Regions from separate parts of the Homo sapiens genome. Here region 1 is linked to region 2. Evidence: chromatin contacts called from ENCODE Hi-C or POLR2A ChIA-PET data. All regions are on one chromosome and are shown on one strand. Each heading gives the region's core, a stretch centred on a gene start or an enhancer-like site at or near the end of the contact. The rest is flanking DNA. Distances are from core to core; before and after follow the strand shown. Region 1 overlaps JAZF1 (JAZF zinc finger 1). Region 2 has its middle 60 kb from the start of LINC03007.

The links. A loop is a pair of places that touch in the nucleus more often than their neighbours do. ChIA-PET counts read pairs that join two places held with the same protein, here RNA polymerase II (POLR2A). Pooled maps may share reads with other maps.
Region 1: a map of gastrocnemius medialis shows a loop between it and region 2 (3-fold over the local background). The contact joins two enhancer-like sites. A Hi-C loop is called at or near these places in 1 of 168 maps with a recorded cell type or tissue (gastrocnemius medialis) and 4 of 50 pooled maps. POLR2A ChIA-PET finds 5 or more read pairs at or near these places in 1 of 52 experiments (T-cell).

Annotation. Positions count from the first base shown.
Region 1 is chr7:28,101,142-28,104,604 of GRCh38, reverse strand. The region is part of intron 1 of JAZF1 (JAZF zinc finger 1); the gene reads left to right. Among named protein-coding and RNA genes, the nearest start is that of JAZF1-AS1, 78 kb to the left of the region's middle. Within about 2 kb of position 1,629, at least 7 of the 41 ENCODE cell types and tissues checked have a DNase peak (open chromatin) inside an H3K27ac peak, as active enhancers do; they include gastrocnemius medialis, where a contact is called at or near this core.
Region 2 is chr7:25,847,976-25,851,290 of GRCh38, reverse strand. No RefSeq gene overlaps it. Among named protein-coding and RNA genes, the nearest start is that of LINC03007, 60 kb to the right of the region's middle. Within about 2 kb of position 1,455, at least 17 of the 41 ENCODE cell types and tissues checked have a DNase peak (open chromatin) inside an H3K27ac peak, as active enhancers do; they include gastrocnemius medialis, where a contact is called at or near this core.

The DNA.
Region 1 (3,463 bases), core at 380-2,879, 2.3 Mb before region 2:
CAGAACTGGGACATATCTTCAATACAACAGTGATAATAGTAACACTATCCACATGTTTATCTAAGTGACAAATTATTAAGTAGTTACATTTACATTCCTTATTTTGTGGGCTTCTTATGTAACTCAGACATGTAAGGGCAGGTTGTTAAATCCTATTTGTTTATTCAGTAAACATTTATTGAGTGCCTAGTATTTGCCAGGCCCTGTCCTAGGTACAAAGGATACAATTGGGAACAAAACAATAAAGAAATCCTGTTTTTGTGGAATTTATGTGTTAGCTGTAGGGAGACAGACCACAAATAAATGAAGTGAGTGAAACAAAAGTTATGTTGGGAAATGAAACTGCCATGGAGAAAAGTAAGATAAGGAAAGTGGAGAGGGGGAGTGTGGGGTTGTCACAGTACTACCTAGGGTGGCTGGGGAGTCGCCCCAGGGAGAAGACATTTGAGTAATGACCTGCAGGAAGTGGGAAGGTGGCCAGCTGGGAGAACAGCATTCCAAGTAGAGGGAACAGCTCGGACTGGGGCCCTGAGGTGGGAGCCTGCCCGGTGTGCTGGAGGAACTGCAGGGAGGCCAGTGGGGCTGGAGTGAGTGAGAAAGAGGGCAGGGGGAGATAAGGTCGTGGTGGGCACCCACGTAGGCCAGTTTGCGCTTTTGAGGCATTTACTCTCTGGGAGATGGGGAGCCAGTGGCCCTTGAGAAGAGGAGGACAGGATGGATGAATGGGTGCTTTCATAGTGTGACTCTGGCTGCAGTGTCTCGAGTAGACTGGAGGGGACAAGGGTGGAAGCAGGGAGACTGATTAAGAGGGGATTGCAATAGTCCAGTAACAAGATAACCAGTGGTCCTGGTCCAGGTGGTAGTTGTGAAGGTGGTGGGAAGTGGTAGAGTTCTGGGTAGATTTTAGAGATAAGGTCAACAGGTTTGGTTTAGGTATGAGAGAAAGAAAGAAACCAAGGATGACTCCAGAGTGGTTGACCTGAACAACTGGAAGGATTTGGTTGGCATTCGCTAAGATGAGGGTGACTGGCTGGAGGAAGTTTTGGAGGAAGATGGAAATCAGGATCTCTGTTTTGGCCAGGTTAAGTTTGCGATGCCTGTTGGATGCCAAATGATAATCTTCAGTGGGCAATTAAAAAAAAATATTTTAGAGATGGATCTTGCTCTGCTTCCCATGCTGGAGTGCAGTGGCTTTTCAGAGGCGCGATCATAGTACACTACAGCCTCAAACCCCTGGCCGGCCTCAAGGGATCCTCCCACCTCAGCCACCTAAGTAGCCAGAACTATAGGTAAATACCACCATGCCCAGCATCCAGTGGGCAATTTTTGATATTCACTTCTGGAGTTCAGGAGAGAGGTCAGGACTGAAGATAGGCATTTGGGAATGGTGGGCATTAAAACAATAGACTGGATGAGATCCGGGAACCAGTAAAGGAGACCAAGAAGGAGGGACCACCGAGGTGGAAGGAAAAGCCAGGAGGGAGTGACCTGGAAGCCAAGGCAGAGTGTTCCAAGGAGAAGGGACTGGTCATCCCTAGCAAGTGTTGCCACTGGGGCAAAAATGGTTACATCAATCGGTCGTAAGCTGAGGCCCAAGATGAGTGACTCACCGAGGGCTGTGGCTGGGGAAGAGCTGAGTTAGGGCTCAAGGTCAAGTTCACTTTCTCTCTGCCATGAGAGTCCTCTGGCTGTGCTTGACCTTTGAGTGCTGTTTTATGTCATCGTGTTCTTTTGCATTGGAGGTGGTATTGTGTTTGTACTAGTTCTGATATTTTAGCAGCAGTATCTTATGATTTTGTTTTTCAGTATGTATGAAAATTTTGATTTCTCATATTTTTATATAACTATGGAGTGTATGCTCACTATAGAAAAATTAGAAAAACAGAGAAGCAAAAGGAAAGACAAAGCTGTTGATTGTAGTTAAACCACTCAGAACCTACCATGTTTACAAATCAGTATATGTCCTTTCAGACTTTTTTTCAACCACATATGCAGACATTTTTTTTCAAAAAATGAATTTGTGCTAAATATTATATACCCCTTTTCACCAACTATGTATAATAAGTATACATTGTTGTATTTTTTTCTCAGATAGTGCCTGGATATTTATGATATGGTTTGCAAGGTCATGGTGATAAGAAATAACCTAGGGACTGCCAATGAGAACAAGCCCAGAAATCAGAGAGTGATACTTATGGGAATCGTTTCTATTCACAGAGCCTTAAGCATGCTCTGGGCGCTATCGCCAGGCATTTTATTCACAATATGTCTTTTAATTCTCACAATAGTCCTGTGAGGTGTAGCTGTTACTGTTTCCACTTTTGTAGCAAATGCCCTAAGAGATAAAGACATTTGCTTGTGGTTACCTTGCAGCAAATGTTGGAGCAGGGATGGATTTGGTCCATCTCTTATCTCTTTCTGTGTTTCAGATTTGAGCCCAGGCTAAGCTGTCCCTCCAGCTGCCTGCCTCTGCATTGTCCCTTGGGGGTGCTGGGCAATCAGGGTGGTGGCACAGGCTGGGAGGGGTTGTTGGTGCCCTGCCTCCCACTCAGGGTGGTACCACTCCCCAGTTCTGCCACTGAGACATGTCTGATGAGGCACCATTTATTCCTCTGTGGTTCATAAGACAACGTGTAGAAAATTAGCATTTTATCCCTCTAGCTGTATTCTGTTAAAAATATATCTAAAAGCATCCCATGCCGTATTGATCCCTTTTGAGCTAAGAAAAAAAAATGGCATTTCCGTCAAGCAGTTAAATTGTATTTGTTTTTGTTTATTTGTTTGTTTGTTTTCTTTACAGATTCTCAAGTACACCAAGCGCACACTTAAAATGGGCTTACATTTTATTTTATTTTGTTTTTGAAACTGAGTTTTGCTCTATCACCCAGACTGGAGTGCAGCGGCAGGATCACAGCTCACTGCAGCCTCAACCTCCTGGGCTCAAGCAATCCTCCCTCCACAGCCTCCCAAGTAGCTGGGACTACAGGTGTGCATTACCATGCCAGGCTTTTTTTTTTTTTTTTTTTTTAATATAGAAATGAGTCTCATTATGCTGTCCAGTCTGCTCTCAAACTTCTGGCCTCAAGCAGTCCTCTACCTCAACCTCTCAAAGTGCTAGAATTACAGGCATGAGCCACCATGACTGGCCAAAACTGTAAATGTGTCAGAATCTTCTGTGATTCCCTTTCAGCCCTTCTTGGGCACCCTAGTCTTCTTAGATATTCTTACAGTAGAATCAATATATAACATAATATACGTAATAATATATAACACGTTGTATAACTGTGTGTCTGTGATGGAGGTGTGTTTAATATGTGGTATACAGCAAGAGCTAAAACATTGAAAAGCTGTAGTGGCAGAAATATCAGATTGATTGTGTTTGAAGTCACAGTTGTGGTATTATTTACAAAATTAATGTGGCACGATGAGGATAAAAAAAGGGTTCCACCTGTATTTCCAATGC
Region 2 (3,315 bases), core at 206-2,705:
TAGGTTAGAGAACCCCAGTTCTTCATGCAGCAGCCACCTTCGCCCATCCTGGGAAGTTTCTGTCTGCCTGTAGAGCAGAGCCGCATCCCTGCCGCTGTCTCCGAGGGCAGTGTCGGATGGTTCTTTCATTTGTTTCCTGAGAATGGTTTACAATATAGATTAGCGGGGCCCCAGAGGAAACTGGGGTTTGCTCACTGCAAACAGCCAAAAGATCTTCAAGAGAGAACGTGTTAGGCTGGAATATCATCTTTTCCCACATGTGCAAGACTCTTGGATTGTGTTTGCTTTCAAAATCCATAAATGTTTTTATTAAACTATATCTTTCTTGTGGCCCCTGCGCACACAAAGTACTTGCAGCATATGTAAACGCTTCCATTTTGGTTCTCCTTCAGGAAAATTTTGTAACTCCGCAGTAAATATTTGCTCTGGGGTGAACCTTGGCAAGCGATAAACTCCAAAATCTGGTTTCACTGTACGTGTTTGTGTGCACATGTGTATGTTTTAACAGTATGTATATATTGGAAAATTTGCGGGAGAGCTTGATATTTTTACTTCTTTGCTGCGCCGCAGGAAAGTATAATGACTGTAATTACTTGGATAACATTTTAAAATTAACCAAATTCTCTTTCACATTCGATTCTTCCTTGTGTGCTGCCAGCCCTTCCTCCCAAATCATGTCAATTAAATATTCTTACAATGTCACCCTTTATAATGCCTTTAGTGTAGTGATTTTGGGGGTATATTTTAAAGTGATAAAGTGCAGTTTTGCTTCCTAAATTCTGTCTTAATAATAAGAATGTAAAAATTAAACAAATCATGATCTTTATTATTCTTTTATGTTTATAGTTTCTTTTCCTCTAATGCTTTAATCTGTAAGCCAAAAAATTTCAGAGAGATAAATGGAGACAGCTCAGTAGCATGGCAGGCAGAGTCAGGATTTTGGATTCTCATCCCTGAAGAAAAACTTGAAGTTATTCCTCTGTGATGAAAAATACTTTATTTTTATGAAGAAATGGAATCTGCTGAGGTTGAATAAATTAGAAAACTCTATGGAAGATCATTAAAATATGAAAACTGTTAGCATTGGGCTGTGTGTTAGTCATCTTTAAGAGAATAATCGGGAATTATTAACTGACTTTGACCTCATGAGCCTTGACATAATAACTGTGGCATTCGCGGTGTCCCTGGTGTTTTAAAAACCACCCTCCTCCCCCGCGTGCATTACAAAAATATGTCCTCTTCCTCTCATGTTGATTATATGGGTTTTATTTATTCTAATGACTGCTGTAGAGAGAGAAAATGCAGCTCTGAGCAGGGAGAAACAAGAACCCTTGTACACGTTTGCTGTGGGGTGGGCTGGCCACATAAGTTGAGTAGCCTTTGGCCAGATAAGCAAATGCACACTTCGCCTCCCAGTGAAAACATCATCCCCAACAAACATCATGTGGGCCTGAGTCACTCTCTGGAGAATCTGCTTCTCAGAGTTTGGTTTGGCAGTTCAGGCAGATATAATCCTTCCTTTCATTTTCCCCTGCCCTTTTGAAGAGCAATAATTTTCAGTCCCCTCACACCAAGGGCACTTTGAGAGATGGCCTACAGCTACACGGAGGAAGTTTCTTTGGCACAGCCTTTTGGGAGCTGTGAATATTTGAGGCTGTCTCAAATGGGGACTGTGTCCTTTGAATGAAGTGTTACACAGATGTGTGAGTGAATCCATGGGAACAGAGGCAGATGTTAGGGAGTTAGAGAATTCTGAGCTCTGTGGGCCGTGTCAGTCTGAAGAAAGGCAAGACGGCTGTTAGGTGCAGCCTGTAAGTGCTGTTCATCGAACTGGCCTCAATTCGTCTGCGCTTGGAAATAACTGAAATTGTCTGACCACTAAAAGTGTGATACAACTTGGAAGAGGGGCAGGAGAATACATTTTACTGGGGGCCATAGATCTGGCTTGGGCAAGCAATCTGTGTGTATTCAGATCCTGCATGTTTCTGAAAGATGATAGATGGATAATCGAAGCACACTTCTGCAGAATTTTTTTCTAGAGTATTTCAGTCCAAAAGAGCGCTAATGTGAGCTACATAGCTCATTTTACATATTACATTATATTACACATTAAAAAAAAGGTGAAATTATTTAATAGTATTTTTCATTAAATGCAATATCTCAAAAATATCACTTCAACATGTAATCAATATAAAGTTAGTATTGAGATATTTTACATTTTTTGCCCCTTCCCATATATTCAATAGCTGGTGTGTATTTCATTCTCAGAGCTCATCTCAGCTTGGACCAGACACATTTCGAGTGCTTGGTAGCCTCAGTGACCAGTGGCTGCTTCACTGGAGAGTACCAGTTCCAGATCATCTGGGTGCGTGTACAAAGTCACTAACAGATTTCCTCCCACATTTCTGTGAAGGTCTATGAAATTTTAAGTATCATAGGAAAGATTGAAGAAAATAGGTTCTAAAGCAGATGTATATTTTGAACACTGCCATTTTAGCTCTGAGGCTTCAAGCCATGATTAAGGAATATGTGACCTTTGAAAGAAGTAGGTGATGCCTTTTATAGATTTTATTCCATTTAAAAATATATTTTTAATTATAAAAATGAATCCATACTTACTATAGAATACTCAATACAAGGTCTAGAAAATAACAAAAATCATCTAGAATCCCACCATCTATAGCTAATCACCTTTTGAAGTTTTGGAGTATTGCTGTTCTCGTATGTGGATCGGTTTCATAGTTGTCATTATACTGCAAATGCCCTTGTATATCTTGCTTTTGTTCACAGTGTTATATCACAAGTATCTGTATTTGTTGTTAAAAGCTCTTCATAAGAATAATTTTGATCATCTGGATGATTCATCATATGGCTGAGCCATGGTTTACTGAAGTCAGTGACTTTGGTAGGGTAGTAGTTGCAGTAAGCTCACTAAATGTGACAAGAACAAAAAAGTTATTTTATTGAAAAGTCACCCTACTGTGTGGCCATCCTCATCCCTCATATTGGCGGCCTTCCTTCCATGACTCTAGACAGCTCCGGGAAACCAGAGCCCTTCTACTCTTAAGCTTATTTTTTAGAAAAAATATCTTAGAAAATAATCTCCCTTTCCCCACCTAATCAATCCAGATGTTTAATTACCACGTTGACACAATTGGATTATGACTTCAGGGCAAAAAGCAACTTTACTAAAGAGAATTTGAATGGAAAACAAGAGCATTTTAAAGATCCTCATACAGCAGTTTATTTCTCTTGTTAAATTCATGTCCCTCAAGATATCACAGTACCCACTAGGTACAGATACTGGGCCGCCCT